Linked DNA regions of Homo sapiens: region 1 is linked to region 2. A link is a loop called in an ENCODE intact Hi-C map of the cell type or tissue named here. Cell type or tissue: chondrocyte. All regions are shown on one strand. Links, peaks and the distances in the headings refer to the core of each region. The heading gives the core; the rest is flanking DNA.

The links. Peaks named below come from ENCODE experiments on the same cell type or tissue, not always from the same donor. Only the 100,000 strongest peaks of a DNase experiment are listed, where the experiment ranks them.
Region 1: it touches region 2 in a loop (4-fold over the local background); 3 of 110 quality-filtered maps call a loop at or near these places.

What each region holds. Positions count from the first base shown.
Region 1 is chr2:237,087,634-237,096,648 of GRCh38, reverse strand. It overlaps COPS8 (COP9 signalosome subunit 8), which reads right to left. Exons shown (of 8, transcript NM_006710.5): 3 at 7,996-8,044; 4 at 6,655-6,787; 5 at 2,452-2,559; 6 at 765-827. Among named protein-coding and RNA genes, the nearest start is that of COPS8, 6.3 kb to the right of the region's middle. In chondrocyte, for the core only: CTCF peaks have their summits at 3,085 and 3,286 (motif pointing left); no DNase peak of the experiment used is centred there.
Region 2 is chr2:237,740,863-237,750,539 of GRCh38, reverse strand. LRRFIP1 (LRR binding FLII interacting protein 1) reads right to left here. Exons shown (of 24, transcript NM_001137550.2): 12 at 2,141-2,176; 13 at 1,216-1,341. Among named protein-coding and RNA genes, the nearest start is that of RBM44, 53 kb to the left of the region's middle. RefSeq lists enhancers at 5,587-5,636, 5,603-6,128, 9,540-9,677. In chondrocyte, for the core only: CTCF peaks have their summits at 5,114, 5,340 (motif pointing right) and 6,368; no DNase peak of the experiment used is centred there.

The DNA.
Region 1 (9,015 bases), core at 2-8,001, 650 kb after region 2:
CACTTGACTGGGATCATGTCTTCTCACTCTTTGTAACTCAAAGGGCTGAGCACATTGAGAATCCTTTACTGTATGTTCAGCAATGTCTAAACATAGGCATTCCGAGTAGGTGGAAGGAAATTTGGGCTGACGTGGATGAAGGCGGGTTTATGGAAGTGGGCATTAAGCTTGGCTCTAAAGACCTGGCAGAAAAGACACTCCTGGTCAGCAGGAGGAAGAGAAACTATCAGGCGGGAATGAGTGTGGCTCACTTCCAACAGGAAGACTGAGGGGCTGGGAATTCAGATAAAGACAATGAGGGCAGGTCATAGAAATTAAGGCCTTAAAAGGAGGGCTAGAGAAGTTAACTCTGTGAAAGTGGAAGCCACAGGAAAAGTGCCTGTATGACTTGAGTGCAAACAGAAAAGGGGGGCAGTTGAATATTTAAACATTTTTTTTTAATACAGACAACAGCTTGGATATGAAGGATAAGCTCAGTTACAAATGGCTCCATAAAAGGATGGAGATTAATATTTAGTAAAAACTAAGGTGTAAGGACCATGAAAAACCTACGTAAAATCATTTATATACAGGAAATACATTTTTAAGAGTTTAAACTAGGTGATCCTTTCTACCCCGTCTACTACGCTTTATTTAAAATGAGTTATTTCCATTGTGTTAGTATAGCCGAATTTTACATCCAATTATCAAAAACCAAAGACTGAAAACCTGAAGCAGTCTTAGAAGAGTCCAGTGCTGCGTAAATGGGTGAAAGCTCCACCTACCTGGCTTTCTGGGCAGAACCATTCTTGTGGTGGAATCAGCTTGCCATCCTTGTTCTAATATGCCTAAAAAAGTATATTACACATAAAGATCCGGAAAGAATAAAACACCCCACAAAATCCACAACTTGTCCATGACATTAGTTGTACAGAAGACCTGATGTGTTTAGTATAACCCGTCATATGCATTTTTACTAGAAAGGTATATTACAAAGAGCATGGAAACTTATTATTGAAATATTTCTGAAACAGGTATCAAAGCCTCATTTTACTCTATTAGGTTGCTATAATCATTAAAAGATGGTTAGTTTTCTGTCAAGAATATATTATAGTATTAACCTAATCAGTATTATTTAAAACAAACAGAAGGAAAACTGATATGGCGCCTTTTGTGACCATCATATCAGTAATAACAAAGATGGCAATAATAAAAACAGCTTCCATATATGGAAGGTTTACCTGTAGGTACCAGACTACGTGCTTTTATAGGGATGATTTTATGTAATCACCACAACTCTATGAAGTGGGATATAGGGCCATCGTTTGACAGGTATGGAAAATAAAGTTGAGGGAAATTCAAGTGATTTGTCCTAAGTCACATAGCCACTAGCATCAGGGACGGGTGGTACCAGCATTCACATCCAGGTGGTCAGCTGAGAATACGAGCTCTGAAGTATGTTATATATAGAAAATAAATGATGGACCAATTTTAAGAGCCAAAAGAAATAAATGTTTGTATGAGTAAATAAAAGTAATAACTTAGAACTTTCATTAACCTATCTTCATGTATCTACAACTATGCTAGGCCCTGGAAATTTAGGATGTAGTGCGTGATGGTGCTCATATTTTAGCTGGAGAATCAAAAATGTCAATCATGGCAAAACAATGCAACAAGGTGTATACGATATATATATATATTTTTGATATGGAATCTCACTGTGTTGCCCAGGCTAGAGTGCAGTGGCACAGTCTCAGCTCACTGCAACCTCCACCTCCTGGATTCATGCGATTCTCCTGCCTCAGCCTCCTGAGTAGTTGGGATTACAGGTGCCTGCCACCACACCTGGCTAATTTTTTGTATTTTTAGTAGAGACGGGCTTTCACCATGTTGGCCAGGCTGGTCTCGAACTCCTGACCTCATCATGATCCACCCGCCTCGGCCTCCCAAAGTGCTGGGATTACAGGTGTGAGCCACTGCACCTGGCCAGGTGTATACAGTATTCTATAACAACGAGCAACAGGAAGGATTAGTCTGGGCATCAGCTGAGAAATGAAAATGCAAAGTTACATTTGGAGAGACCAGCAGGTATGAGTGGGGAGCAAGCAAGCGCCTAGGGTATGGGTCAGAAATGGCAGGGAAAATGAAAAGGGACGTGGGGATGATGCTGCCTTTATCAAATAAGGGTGAAATAAGGATTTCCAAATATGAGTAAAGAGACCAATTAAGACATATTTTTGTAACCAACTGTGTGGATACTCACACATTTGCTTGCTATAGAACTATTAATATGCTTGACTGCAGGGTGCCTGCTGGGTGTTCCACAACACCTGTTTCATATCACCTCTCAAAAAACACAGCCTGGACTCCAAAAGCATATTCTGTTCCAAGTGTTTCAGAGGAGACTGTGAACCTACAATTCACACTTCTATTTTCCATTTTCCTTATAAGTAAAAAGTAAGCCAAAATTACCTTTCACAGCCTCTTCTACAGGAAGTCCAACAAAGGCTGCAAAATCATCGGCGATGATTGAAGTATACGCTTGAGAGACCAGGGCAAAGGCGCGTCTCCTTGTTGCATCTATTGTGGGAGTGGTGGGTTGGCAGAGAGTGAACCAGGGAGCAGCATTTTCAAAGCACATTGTTAAATCACACCACTGTCCTTGTCTAGTTTTCATAAGCAAGGCCAGATGAACCCAAAGATTTCTGTGCTTATAGATACAAATACATATGCCCAGTATGTACGGGGGGTTCAAATATTGCTGGAAAAAAATACATTTCTTACACTTCCTCTTGGATGAAAAATCTCAGATAATGAAAATTACAAAGATGGAAAAAGGTTACTAAACACAAGGCTCTAACCCTAAGAAAATGCAGTATGTTTATGCAATGGGGATATAAATTTTACTTATCTTATTTCATTTACAAATGCTGGAATCAAAGGAGCAGAAAACTGATTTGCGTAATCAGCTGTCCTTTTCAAAAACGTCTCTAATACAGGACCACACCTGGGAGTTACAGAACAAATCTTGTAACTGGAGCATTCTTCCAAGTCTGCATCAAACTCTTGACTGAATTAAGGTTCAAAATCCTAAATTCCCACCTTGAAAGAATGACTCTAAGAAGGGACTGCCAAACAATACCAGCAACGAAAACTTTCCTGAAAGTGGCATTTAGGATTGTCCCCAGGCTTCCATACCCAATTAAATAAACTCAGGAGTACGGTAGAGTTGAGCACTGTGAAACCAGCTGGCCTTTCTCCCTGGGCATTGCTCATTGGTAATGCAAGAGCTCCTCCACCTGGTGGTCAACATGCTTAGGAAATATTCTGGATTTTACTTTCCATATTTAATAGGCCAGTGTACATATGTAAAACAAACACCCTAACATATTTAAAATCTTCTCTCCATTCCTGGGACATTGTCAAACTACACCAATTCCCCCAGATACCCTTTGTGCCAAACGAGTCCACTGGCTCTCAGACAAGTCTTACACCTTCTCCCCCTGGGGCTTTTGGTTTATGCTATCCCGTGGCCTGAAATGCCCTCCTGTCTGCTCTCTACCATTCCTAAGTCTGTTTATAATTCATTACGATCTCTGCCCTTCTCTAAACTCAGCAGTATTGTTTACACTTCTACTTTAACAAGCAACTTTCCACTACGGCAGACACTGTTCCACCTATCCCCTTCTTTTCAATTATATTCCAAACTTCTCGACAGGAAGGGGTATCTCTTATCCTCAAAGTCCCCCAAACACCTAGCATCTCCAGTGAAATATATGCCAAATACATGCTTGTTGATGGCATCACGAGGACCAAAATGGGGCACGACTCCAACACTTAGGCTTTGTTTTCTCAGATTCCTTAAAAACTGCCGACACTCCCATCCCTTCCCCTCATCTGAGCCCGACATCCTCTCCAGCTTTCACTCAGCCACTGTCTGCTCTTCCTTCTGTGGCTTTACACTTATTATTGTAGGTTCCTTCCTTCCTTCAACCAGCCTGTAACCTAACAGACTTTGCAATACCAAGAAACGTTTTCTATTAAGGCTGCATACATTCAATGGAAAAGAACTGAGCCAACAATGGAAAAGAGCCAACAATGGAAAGTATACTTTTTTTTTTTAGAGAAGTAAAAGTATACACCATAAAACTATATTCATTTGGTAAGTCAACTGTATTTCAAAAACATTTACTTCAGTTCAAATATTCTGGCCATATTTTCAGAGTGGGGAATAAAACAGGAATACAGTAAGAATGGAGGAGATAAAAGGGAGAGAAAAGTAAAAAGATATCACTGGAAAAGGAAAGAAAAACATGTGATGGGAGAAGTGAGTTGACAAAGCAAAAATAAAGGCTAAGTGTTCTCTGTCTCAGAAGCTGCAATATCCACTTGGCACGAATCACATCTACATTCCGACTAGTCACTCTGTGATCCTCAAGTTGTGAAATCTGTAACCTCAGGCCCTAGAATGACACGCTGGAAGGTGGAATAAATTGAGCCAGCACCTAATATCTGTGGCAGTAGTTGATGGAACACATTTTTGGTGAAAACAAATGCTAACAGAATGCAAACTCAGTTGTTCAACAAATACTCAAGTGCTGCTCATCCATCACTGCCAGTGCTGGAGACAGAAGGGAAGATGAACTAGTCACTCCCATCCTTTCGAATCCTCTTCTGTCTTTCCCAGCCATGCTGTGTGCCAGGGAGGTTGGCCGCCAATGCCTGTTGCACCTGAGCTCTCTTGCTTTGGCGAATTGGGGCTCTATCAGGTCAGAGGCTGGGAAGGAAGGTCAGGGAATTCACTTCCTATGCCCTTTCCCTGCCTTGCTCCAGCTGACCTTCTGTATCCATCCTGTGGGGCAGCCCCAGTAACACTGGCCCCTCGCCTTGCCCTTTCAAGCCTCAGATGAGAATGGCTACTGTCTACCTAGTTTCTAAGTACTTCCTCAGCCCTTGTTTCCTGCAAAAATAGTTTTCACTAGCTTCTCTTAAGTCATTTTCAGTTTTCTAATAGGACTGTGCCTAATTTAGAAGAGAATGGAAAGAGATCTAAGAAAGTGATTGTTCTCAACTAGAAAATAAGTTTCTAATAAGTTAAGAAGCAAAATGTTAAATTCATCAGTAAGACCAATCTGTTAAGAGACTATCCTGACCTGGCTGCATTTTACAAAGGAAACCACAGTACCATTCATGAATCTGGAGATTTGTAAAAGTCTCAGGATATGTTCAGGAATACTGTAGTGCTTTAGAATAAGGTACATGTTTATATATTAACTCATTTACAACCTGAAAAAGTACTATTTCTAATCACATTTCACAAATGAGGAAAATAAGACACTGAGGAGTCACCCTAGTAAGTGACAGAATCAGAATTTGAACTCCGGAAGCAAGGACCCAGAGCTTAAACTCCCGCATGGTACGCTATATAGCCTTTCCTGGGTCTACTGAACTGCTTGCCAGGAATTCTCAATCTCATGGAATTCAGTGAGAGGCGGCTCCGGGAAGGAATAAAACTACGGACCCGACGGTGCACAAGAGAATGCTTGCTGAACGAGTAAGGAGTTCCCAAGCCCAGTCCTGCCAATCAACCCGCTGTAAAACACTGGGAAAAGGCACATGGCCTGTGACCGCCCCACCACAATCACAAGGCTGAATCACGAGGATACTATGGAAGTCCACTATAACGCTAATTCCTCAGGGCTTATATGAAGAGGTTTCTGGTGCTACTTTCTGAAACTGCCCCTGCTGTACCTGTGCAATCTTCTTCCACACTCCTCCCTTCCCATCTATCTGCCTGCCTTAGGACTCTGCTCATTTCATTCACATTTAAAGTAGCTGCCTCCTGTTCTGTCACTTACATTGTTATGTTTTATGCTGCTAAGAATTTTACCATTCCAAGGGAATTATGTGCATTTCAGAAACAATCTCTGCTGTCTGCTGCCCTGTAAAGCTGATATCCCTTAGCAGAGTGATGAACAGTTATTAAAAAAATTCCTGCTCACTGACTTCCTCCACAGCAGGAAGGCATACAGTGAAGGTGGATATTAACTATGGAAGTAAGGGTAACAATAAGAAATAACAGTACATGACAACATAAAACAAGATTATATAATTTTATAAAGAGTGAACCAGGAGGACTGGAAGCAAATGCTAGGGGTGAGAGACTGTAGAGAGGCAGGGAATGAGATTTTATTGTGGGATCAGTGCTCTGTCACACCAGGCTTGTAATCTTTCAAAGCAATTAAAAACACATTTGAGCATCTATGTATTAAACTGATAAATTATAAAATCCAGAAGCTTAAGACAACACCTATCAAAGGCTGAGGCTGACAAAATTCAAAGAGCAGTCTCTATTTTCACATCTCTACAAACCCATACCTTAAACTTATTAGAATATTACAAGATCTCGTTTTAATAGCAAAAAAAACTCTTAAAACTGACGAGCAATTTCTGTCTAGAATTAAGAAACAACAAAAGCACAGCAGCCAATGTAATCTCAAGCAACAAAAAATGAAGAAGCATGATTAGGGCAAATCTAAAAAATTCTGAAAACTGCTCTTTTCACCTATCAAAAATATCTACTTAAACACACACCACTGATTTATTACTTCAACACTGCAGCACTTAGGGACTAAGTCTCATCTAATTTCATTTTTAACCACAAAGAAACACTACCTCTAAGTGCTTCCATAATTGGCTGGACCGTCTCAGACCACTGGTGAGCGTTGATGGTTGTATAGATCCCAGGGAAATCTCTCTGCCAGATTCTTTGTCCTACTGACCAAATTCCCCCAAGTTCAGAATTTGCCTGCAATAAATATTATTGCCTTAGAGGGTATTCACTCTGTAAATGCACCAATGATTGTATCTTAAAACAAAATACCAGAAATGATATAAAAACTTGTTAGCTACATCATTAAAACCTAATTCAACATTTATTTTAAAAGATGCAATTACTTTTTCAGCCCAATCACTATCAAAAGGTTTTTAAACACTATGAGCAGTAAGGTAAAATTTATCTGTAGGGCTGATATAAATTTATTACAATAGCAAATTAAGGCATGAGAAAGTAGTCAAAAAACATTTCAGAATTAAGCCTGGGGACTAATTAGCTTAAGGATTGTTTTTAAAGATGTTGTATTTGTATTTCATAGATATATTATGAATATATATTTAGGTCAAAAGTAATAGCAAAATGGTTAACAATAGAGACTCTCAATCTAAGATGTCATACATTGTAGCCTCTCTAAGGATTGAGTTTCCACTAACGCCATTGAAACTTATGTGCATGATTTATAGTACTTCTTTATTTAGCCAAAGAAGCTGAGGAATATTCCAATCTTACTTAACAGAACAGAATGTATGAGGGAAAAAAAAAGAGTAAAAATACTAATCCGATCTCTTGATGAATATCAATAAACAAAAGTTTAGATGAATTCTTGGTAATATCCCGAGAATGTTAAAAATTTCACTTGACACTCATGTTAGACACATGGAATCATTTGACATTAAAATTTTACTTCATTCCACTTTGGAAGAACCTTTTCACAGGCTATTTCTTCTAATCTCCCAACCAAAATAAGAAATTTAAAATCCTAATTAACAAAAATAATCTTATTGCTGTCAATCATTCTTAGAGTATTCTTGTAAACGATGGCAGTTTCAAAATAAGTACCATTATAGGAAGCAACATAAACCAGCTGAAAATCACCTCAGCTGCCTCCGCCACCTCCAGGAGCTTCCTTCATCTAAACTGGCTCAGCTGTTTAACTAGGGAAGCTGCACATAAAAGCGTCTCAAGAAATCTAATCAGTAGGAACTGAGCAGAAATTCTACACCATCCCAGCAAAATTCAAATTTCTGATTAGAGGACTCTGAAGATTTATTTCGAATCCTTAATACCAATCTGATGACTATTACTAGGACGTCAGATAGAAAACATAAGCTTATAAAAGGTTGCCATTTAAGGGAATGTCATTACATTAAAGCAGTAAAATAGGTTTAAAGGATACTTACAGATTTTATAGCAGGTGGTATTCTTTTCCAAAGATATCTTGCATTATTCCTAATTTACGCCACCACAAAGAAGAATAATCAATTAAAAACATAATCATCTCAGGAAATGTTAAAAACTACCAGGTCCCAAGCCAAACATACAGAAGTATACTTCACATAACACAAAGTAAAATTTAGTTTTATATGAATTTGTTTTGGGGAAACAATAGTGGTTTTCCAGATAAAAAGGACATGAAATATTTTTACCAAAGTAATATTTTGCCATTTCTAGTGAATTTTTTAAAAATAATAATCCATATCCTAAATTTAGGCAACAGCACACTAAAAACACGAGGATTTATAGACGGCCCAAATTATTTATTAGGATATAAAAGTAAACAAATTTATGTACTATCAAGGCTGTAGCATTCCCTGACAATAAGCCTGGTACACAACACTTCTCTCCCGATTACAGCCCCTCCTACCAGTGGGACACAGCTTCTGAGGCAGGAGTTTTTATGGGTTTGGAGGCTTGAACTACAACAAACATATAATGACAGTTTTACAAAACAAAAACAAAAACCTTACATATGTGTAATAAAAATTTCAATTTAGTTTTTAAAAAGATATAAAAGAAAGGTTTTGGAAGAGTTTAAAATAAAATGTTATCAGGAATCATCAGTGAGTCACAGAACTATAGGAGACTTTTTTTTTTTTTTTTTGCAGTTATGCTTTCCTTTTGAGACAGGGTCTCACTTTGGTTGCTCAGGCTAGAGTGCAGTCGCGCAATCTTAGCTCACTGCAGCCTTGACTTTCTGGGCTCAGGTGATTCTCCCCACCTCAGCCTCCCAGGTAGCTGGGATTAGAGGCACACGCAACCATGCCCAGCTAATTTTTTGTATTTTTAGGACAGACGGGGTTTCACTATATTCCCCAGGCTGGTATCAAAACTCCTGGACTCAAGCCATCCACTTGCCTTGGCCTCCCAGAGTGCTGGGATTACAGGCGTGTGCCACGGCGCCCGGCCTAGAGTAGTTATGC
Region 2 (9,677 bases), core at 855-8,854:
CATGGCGAAACCCCGTCTCCACTAAAAATACAAAAGTTAGCCGGGCATGGTGGCGGGCGCCTGTAATCCCAGCTACTCAGGAGGCTGAGGCTGGAGAATCACTTGAACCTGGGAGGTGGAGGTTGCAGTGAGCCGAGATCGTGCCATTGAACTCCAGCATGGGTGACAAAAGCAAAACTCTTGTCTCCAAAAAAAAAAAAAAAAAAAAAAAAAGAAAGAAAGAAAAGAAAAGAAAAAGGAAAAAAAAAGGGAAGCAACAAGGAGCTGCAGGTGGCCCAGGGGTGGCACATGGGAAATGGCTCTTCTGGTTTTGTAAACTTATAAAACATAGGTGTTGGAAGCATCTTCAAGGTAACCCTGGCCAAACTCTGGTGGATGCTTAAATCCCTCTCCGTCCTCCCTGGCAAACGGCCATCCAGCTGCTCAGACATCCCCAGTGGAAGTTGCTTCCCTTTTAAACCTAGTTTAAAGCACTAGAAAATTCAGAATCTGAGTCAGTTCTGGCTCCTTTCAGCTGCTTCTGTCTTGGTTCTGCTCCCTGGAGGACACAGGTCTAGTCACCTCACCTGCCCTTCCAGTCTTCAGGTTTTCAGATGCACTGTCCCTAGTTACTTTAACAAATAGCACCGTGTTTCTCTTTCACACACAGAATACTACCAAATGCCTGGCACTGTCCTGGGTGCTGAGGATAGAGCAGAGAATAATACCTACACTACAGTGGGATAAAAAAAATCATTAAAATACAAAGATGAGGGCTACTAAAGGCACATTACAAAGAGAAAGGAAAGGGCAAGTTCTAGGCCGAAGGGGAACATACTTAGTGGGGAGGGGTTGTGTGAAAGTAGGTAAAGCCGTCTGGTGTCCAAACTTGTGGACTGAATGTCTATGCAGACCAAGCATACAGAGACGACCAAGTGCATCAACACAACGTGCCAAGTGCTCTCACTAAGGTATTCCCCGGGTGCTGAGGGGCGCAGGGGGCCGGCACACGGTCCGCCCTGCTGGGGGGTCAGTGGGTAGGATCAGATTCCTGCAGGAGACACTATCTGAGCTGGGTCTTGATGTTAGGAGAACACCGTATTTTAGGGGAGGTGAGGGAGAGAGGACCAAGAAGAAAGATCCAGAACTTTATGAATTAACTTTTTTTTTTTTAATCTAAAGACTGATTTTTACAAAAGGTTCTCTCAAGTTGTCAGTAAGAAGAGAGCATCTCACCTTGATTTCCCTGATGGATGCCTCGGTGTCGATGGAGATGGAGGTGTCTCCGCTGCCTCTCCGAGAGGAAGTCCCACCCAGAGAGGCCAGCGTGGCTGCAGACAGGCCCGGCATGTTACGAGACCCCTGGAACGTTGAGAGGATCACATGCTGATATGGTTTAGCTCTGTGTCCCCACCCAAATCTCATCTGGAATTGTAATCCCCATAATCCCCACAAGATGAGGGACGGCCCTGGTGGGAGGAGACTGGATCACGGGGGCAGTTTCCCCCATGCTGTTCTCGTGATAGTGAGTGGGCTCCCAGGAGATCTGATGGCTTTGTGTTTGACAGTTCCTCCTTCACATGTTCTCTCTCCTGTCGCCTTGTGAAGAAGGTGCCTGCTTCCCTTTTCACCATGATTGTAAGTTTCCTGAGGTCTCCCCAGCCATGCGGAACTGTGAGTCAATTAAAGCTCTTTTCTTTGTAAATTACCCAGTCTCAGGGAAGTTCTTTATGGCAGTGTGAGAACGGACTAACACAGATGCGATTTCAGACAAAACCAAAACTGCATATAAATCTAACATCACAGGACTGTTACTTTAATTCCATTTCCAAATTGGAAACTCTTCATGGGCTTATAGTAAACTGTAAGGAGGGGATCATTTCCAGGCACCTCCTGGATGCTCTGCGATTAGCTGGATTAACCCTAAACTCCATGGTGGGGCCCATTATAAACGCCTCCCTGCTCTACAGGATCTAACGCACACCGGACAGGACTCCCGGTGGCCTACCTCCGGGAAGGTGATACCAGGTTAGGTGGGCCGCTTTCTAGTCCAGTTCCCTCGCTGGGGAACATCCTTATTAAAAAAAACCAAGCAACATATTTTCTTATCAATTTCATCCACAACTTTTGGGACCCTCTAGGTTTATGAACGATTCCTTACCTTCTCAGTAAAATCTTTTTCTGGTCTCTCTTCTACCTGTAGACGAAAACAGACAAAATATTAAATACTTTAAAAGCATTAAATGGATAACATGAAGATGGGGCTATGAATGATAAACAAAACAAAACAAAACATTTGCTTCCTTTGTAATTTAGAAGCAGAAAAATGGGACACTCCAAATTTAGCTTTTCACACTTCTCCTATTTGGATGTCTGTGAGGCCCCTTCTTCTCTTGTCCTCATTTGGACGTCCCTGAGGACCCTCTTCTCCTGTCCTCAGGTAGGAGTCTCAGTGGGACCCACAGCGGGCTGTGGAACTACAAGAGAGGGTGCACATGAGGAACGGACCCTGGAGAGAGCCCTGCACCATGAGGGTGTCTCGGGACAAGAGGCAGAGGCCGGCAGTGGTGTTACTTCTTTCTCGGCTCAGCATCCAACAAAAGACAGGTTTCTTTTTTTCTCCTTTTTTTGTTTGTTTGTTTGTTTGCAGGACTGGGTGGGGGGAAGGGTTTTTTAAACAAAGATTAACTACCTGGAGTGCTGCTTTTTTTATTTTTTGGCACATTGAAGGTTCTTATCATAAGCCCACTGAGAAGGTTACCAAGGTTGAGTTTGTCTAAAAACTCTCTGGGAAAAGCTGTCAACTAATCATGTTTTCCCCATCATGCCTTCAACCCAACTTCCCGTAGCTCAGAACTTCTTCACTTTGATTGTCAGAAAATCGGCCAAAGACATGCGCGGCAACTGCAGACCATATGTTTGATTCAGAAGATCTGAGAGATGACCTGGGACTCTGCAGTCACCGTTGTGAGCTCACACAGAGATAATTCATAATGAAGCTTGAGAAATCCTGATGGAGAGCTGCGGAGGCCACGGCTCAGCAACACCTGAGCTGCACAGACGCTGGTGCCGGGGACCTGCAGCTCAGCACAGGGGTGCAGGTGCTATGGTCAGGGTGTCAGAGAGATGGTGACCTCCAAATGACCACTTCCCATCTATGGCCCGAGTCCACGCTGGGCCAGATGCCCCTGCCCTCACCATCCGGTCCCACCAGGAAGGCTCATTAACTGCCACCTTCCCTCCTGCAAACTCCTTGTACCTTCAACTTCTCCTCCAACGACACCTGGAGCAACACTAAAACAACATAACCAGGAGTTATAGCTGGTCAGCCAGTTAAGGGATCAAATGGAATCCCACAAAATACTCGGTTAATCCAAAAGAAAGCAAAATCCAAGACCAGCTCTTAGCTCAGGGTGGCCATGTTTAAGGGTCTCCTACTCAACAGATCCAAGCTAAACCCTGCGGCCTGGCTCCCAAAGCCATCAGATGGTCTCGCCCAGCCACCCCACACCTGGGTGTTCAAAAATAAACTTTCTACTCTCATCTAACCAGTCTCCTGTGTCCCAAGAGCAGGAGTGGAAATGGGGGCAGAGAGGCCACATCCCTCAGGCCAGTGGGATGCAGTCAGGGGCAGGCTGGCCTCTCTCCCCTCTTTGCTAAATAAGCCCTTTGGGCAGGGTGGTGGTGGGGTGGTCCCTCTGCCCACTTAGCCACAGCTGCTAAGGACCCACCTGAGGCCCTGTCCAAGACCATGTGTTCACGGGCGCTTTCCACAATCCCAGCTGCTTACGGCTCTCTGCCCTGATGTCCATTCTCACGTTGGGTGCAGCCCAGCTATACCGCAGTGAAGACGGCTCTCTCCAGCTGTGGCCCATACCATCTGCAGCCCATACCATCTGCATTTGCTGATGTGTCGAAATGCACATCTAGAGTTATTTTTTCGGATGTGCATGCCACATCAGCCTAACTGTGTACTTGGAGGCACCAAGGCAGACTCCGATAAGATGAGTACCAAGGCAGACTCCGATGGGACAGATACGAAGGCAGACTCTGATCAGATGGGCACCATCTCATTTGGCAGAGCCCCAGAAGCCCTGCAGCCATGTTGAGTTGTGAGGATGATTGGAGCAATTCAAGTGTGGTTCTCAACTTCACATGGAAAGAAAAATATTCCTGAAATATTTTTCAAATCAAAATTTCAAGGCCAGGCGCGGTAGCTCCTGTCTGTAATCCCAGTACTTTGGGAGGCCGAGGTGGGCAGATCATTTGAGGTCAGGAGTTCGAGACCAACCTGGCCAACACGGCGAAACCCTGTCTCTATTAAAATTACAAAAATTAGCTGTGTGTGGTGACATGCACCTGTAATCCCAGCTACTCAGGAGGTTGAGGCAGGAGAATCTCTTGAACCCAGGAGGTAGAGGTTGCAGTGAGCTGAGATCATGCCACTGCAATCCAGCCTGGGCGACAGAGTGTAACTCTGTCTCAAAAAAAAAAAAAATAAATAAAATAAAATAAATAAAATTTCAAAGAACAAGGAAATGTGAACTATCTATCTAGCACTTAGCGTGCTGGAGAATAAATTCATTAAATCTCCTGGGCCCAAAGCCTTTTATTCCTTAGAGTAAGTTAGTTTGCTGAACAAATATTAATAAGATGAAAATAAAGAGGCTAGTTTAACTCTTGGTGGGATATGAAAATCCAGTTTAATAGACTGCCAAACTACCACTGAAAAGCCTGTGGCATGTTTGCTCCACGGTGTAAAACGTATGTTTTCTGGCTGCTGGTCAGCAATGGATAAATACTGTGGAGAAATAAATGAAGCTCCAGGAATGCATTCGTTTACCTACAAAGATATCTGAGACCGTAAAAGAAGGGCCCACCCAAGCCCTTTTTTCTTTCTGGTATTTCTTGCAAGAAAGCTGAGAAAGAAAACACACGGGGTCCACAAACCTTGATTTTGGGGGGGCAGGGCTTTAACACATCTTTGTTCTGCATGGTTTTGCTTGTAACCGTCTACATCATTTGTTTTTATAATTTGTAAAATATCAAATAAGGGAAAAAACCCCAAAAACCATAGTTTGCTGTTTTTATCATTTTAAAAAAGTCCTTGCTCCGAAGAACACAACGGACTCAAAATAAAATCTGGGCATATTTTTAAGTAGAGACCATGCAGAGAAAAACTAAAAATTAAGCTCTTGTTGAAAGGTGATGGCAAATGAACGTCTAACCTATCTCTATTTTACATAGTAGAGTAAATTTCATTTTGTGTGTCTTCCGAATGAAAAAGGATTTGTCAGCTTTCCTCAAACACAGGAAGGCTATTCAGCCCCGTGGAAAGCCACGCAGCCCCACTCGTGTCCACCAGATGGCAGTGTGTCACAGCTGCAGGGGCCGGGCCCGGACAGAAGCCGCAGGCAGCAGAGTCCACCTTAACCAAGCCCCCTTTCCTAAGCCCTAGCAGAGCCAGGTAAGGAATCAGATGTTGTGTTTCATCTTGACATAAAGCACAGCACTTCCTCCCTAAAATGATGAAGAAATGGAAGACAAGAAAGGATTCTAAACACTGTCACGGCCACTGCATGGCATGGTGTGGGGGCCTGGAGGAGGTGGGCATGGTGCAGAGAGGGGTCCAGAGGACATGGTGGCTGCAGACGGTCCAGGCTGCTCTGCCCACCCACCTTAGCCCAGGACGGGAAAGCACCGGACCCCGCAGACAGTGGCCTCCTGCACGGGAAGGGCGACAGCGCCGAACACATTGCAGCCTGTTAGCTTCATGACTCTCGTATTCTGAGTGATACTAAACATTTCAGGTCAGGGTGAAAACGTCACACTAACAGGTTTACAAAGTATGTGTGTTGTATTTTACAGCCACAGCTGAGTGTATACAGACATCATTGAAAATCTACTGGAAACAGTCACTTCTAAAACACGTCTGTGGAAGTTTAGTTTACGTCAAGTTTCCTTTCAAAAACAAATGCTTCAAGGAGCACATTAAATATTTTATTAATTCCAACTTTCTAACACTGTGTCTAAAGGAGTTTGCTATCTAGGCTCCTGTACACACGATGCCTGGTGAGGCTAAAACGCTAAGTTTTCCATGTTCCAGCTGCCTGCCATTTTCCTAAAGAAAGAATATGTGGCACCTGTTCACGTACCCAGAGAGACCCTACTCAAGGGCCCAGGTACAAAAGGAACCTGTCCTCAACACCCAGCCAGGCAACACCAGACTTGGATGGAAAAAGGGATCACCGAAGCAACATCCTTGCGAGGTCCTTCTTGAGACACAAACAAACAGCAAACACTGCTCAGAAAACACCCATTTTAAGGGTAATTTTCCTTCACATTTAAATGATAGCACAGTCCACCACTAGGGTGACGGTTTTTGGTTTTAAATCCAATAATATTTACTTTAGCCTGAATGACTTATCTTTGAACTCTGGTGTTTGTAATTCAAGACCCGTTTTTCCACCTGGTCCCTGCCCCTGCCTCTTTGTGCAACAAAAAACATGAGTCAAAATAGTGTTGTTTTTCTAGTCCAAATGGGCAGAGATCTGAGTTCATTGCTCCTGTCTTCTCTGAGTACACGAGGGAAGATATGGACCCAGGCTGCCCTTGGGACATTCCTGATGGATGTTTCAGAAACGTGATGGCTTCACCAGGTTCCCAGTGAGATTTTGGGGCCTGGATGACCCAGATCTGTTGGCTTCACTAGGTGGAGTCACTCTGCTTGGGTGTGGCCCAAGCTCTGGCCGTCAAACCTCTGGATCCCAGCTCTCTCGAGGCACCTTTGCCTCCCCTCACACCCCCGCTGCTGGGCTTCACAACGTGTGATCACCCAACAAGCATCCGTCTGCCCCTGTCTGTGCGTCCCATGAGGGCTGGGGCAAGTCTGCATTTGCTCATACAACGGCCCTGTTTCTGGAACATTCTAGGTGCTCAATAAACACTGAATGAATGAGTGAAATAACTTCCTCAAGGAGAAGATCCTGGTCGTGCTGGAGAGGAAGAAAACACAGCTCATCCACAGCATGGGAGAAGATGAGAATGAGGTGAACAGTATTCTATGCCTGTCTTGAGATGGGGCTGATGCCCTCTCTGCTTTCCCAAGGACCCTGGGAGGACCAAGTGGGTGGAGAAAACTTGAAGTCTTGTCCCTGGTGGTGGTCTCTGGACACTGAAGCATTTTCATTTTCTCGAAGTGGGACAAGCAGTCACTTCCTTCATTCTGGTTACTACTGCCCTTTAACAGCACCACCCTCCCTCCCTCCCCTCTGATGGGTGTGACACACTCACCTGTGCACCTGTATCTCCCAAACCCAGGGCGGGACTCCCTACAGAGCCTGCAGGGCTGACCCTGACTTCATATTTTTCTTGTCCTCTGTCCTCACTCATACTGGCCCTGGATACGTGTCCCTGACGAAGTCCCCGGCCTGGGAGCATTTCCCATGAGCTCTCGCTACAACAACTGTATCCCATCCCTGGCTAACCCCAGCCAAGGAGAAATAAAGTAACCATATGTTTTTTTTTTGTTTTTTTGGGGGGGTTTCTTTTTGCTTTTTAAGGGTATCATGACCCCTCTTTCCAGGGGAAGCACAAGAAGTTTATGTGCCCAGCTAGATGTCCCAAGCCAGGAATGAGAGCTGTGACATCTGAACCCGGGTTCTGAAACTCCCTGCCTCAGAGCACTGCCTGCTCCATATGACCTCAAGGAAGGCCAGACTGGAGGGTCATTCACCTTTGCCACCACGCTTACACCAGGCCCTGCCCAAGACCTGTTGCTCCTCCCTCCCAGGCAGAAGGACCGGGGAGTCCTATCCAGGCTCTCCTGGCTTCTTCCCATCAACAAGGCCAAACACAACCACTAGCACTTTCTGTTGTCCCAGGAGATCCAAAATATACCAGCAATGGTGTAAATGTCCCAAGACAGAAAACAGAAATGGAGTCAATTTAGTATAAGAGGACCATGAGTTTTGGAAATTATGGAAATGAGCTAGCTTAGTTCTGTCTCCCAGGCTCTCTTCAGATACCAGGGATGCTGCCTGTGCTCACCGTCTTTCTATTCTCGACACGATCAATCAAGGGATACCGTAACACATCCGCGAGGGAACTGCCCTGCACTCTACAGAGACCTCTCTGCATTCTAAGAACCACATACGGGAGGTTTCATCAGATGTAAGGCACCCAGGATGAGATGGGGGACAGCCTTGTCCCTCACTGCGGGACTGACCTTTGTTCCCTAAGCGTGCCAACCAGCCCGCAATCAACTGACCTTTGCTAGTTGAGCAATCGATTCAGGGAAGGAAGAGCAGATACAAGGAGATCACCCACCCCCATCAGGTCCCAGGACGCCCAGGAAGGCTGAACTCACATCTTTCTGTTTATGATCATCTAATAAACCTGTGAGTAAATTTTATACAAATTTAGAAAACACATGACAAAGGAATTTGTATCATTTCAGTCTCTTCGGTCAATTTCGTATGACAAAGAAATTTGTGTCATTTCAATCTCTAAGTGACTATATTGAGCCCTGTTATTTTGAGACTTCATCATATGCTTGAATAAAGACAATGCTTAACAAAATCCAATTGTCATGTCTCACTGGAACCAGGCAGAGGGTACAGAGGGCATTAAGCGTGTTTGGGATTCACTGAAAGTAAAGCCACAACATTCTTCTGTCAATTGTAAATACTTATATTTTCTTTTCTTTCTTTTTTTTCTTTTTTCTTTTTTTTTTAGACGGAGCCTTGCCTTGTTGCCCAGGCTGGAGTGCAGTGGTGCGATCTCAGCTCACTGCAACCTCCACCTCCTGTATTCAAGTGATTCTTCAGCCTCAGCCTCCCAAGTAGCTGGGATTACAGGCATGCGCCACTACACCCGGCTAATTTTTGTATTTTTAGTAGAGATGGGATTTCTCCATGTTGGCCAGGCTGGTCTCCAACTCCTGACCTCAAGTGATCCACCTGCCTCAGCCTCCCAAAGTGCTGGGATTACAGGTGTGAGCCACCGCGCCTGGCAATACTTACATTTTCTTTTCTGAAAAGTGAGTGTGAGAAGACAAAGCAATCCTACACTAAATTTATTACGGAAAATGTTTCTTCCTGGTAGTTTTAAGTGATCACATAAGTCAGCTTATGTTTATTGCTCTACTATAGAGTATGAGATAATACAGAGATCCCAACTTTAAGGAAGACACAGCCTTGGGGGCTGGCCAGGCTTACTGAGTCTGTGATCTGAAATTCCTTGTTCACAACCATTTACTTTCAGTTATTTGAATAACAGCATCAAGACCAACTTGTCAGGTTTGAAAATGGGAAATCATGTCATAATGAACAGCTGAGTATCTTCCTGTTATTGCCTGATGCACTCTGGGGAGAGATTACTGGGGGGCGGTGTGCCCCTGGAGTTTGCATGGTAGCTGCCGCCTCGCACTCCCTGCACACATTTGGCTTCTCTCACTGCTGACTGCTGGGCTCTGGGATGGGGAGGGGTGGAACACAAACTCAAATGCCTGTGAGGCCAGGTGGGCAGAGCCAAATGTGTGACAAGAGTGGGTGTCTGCAACTTATACAGAGGGGAGAGTCTTCCCCCAGAGAAAGAGGCGCTGGCGTTGCAATGCCCACCCATATTGAACTCTATTTTCCTGCTCTCCATGGCTGGATGGAGGAGATAAACATTCCTCTAGCACAGGAAAGCCATGC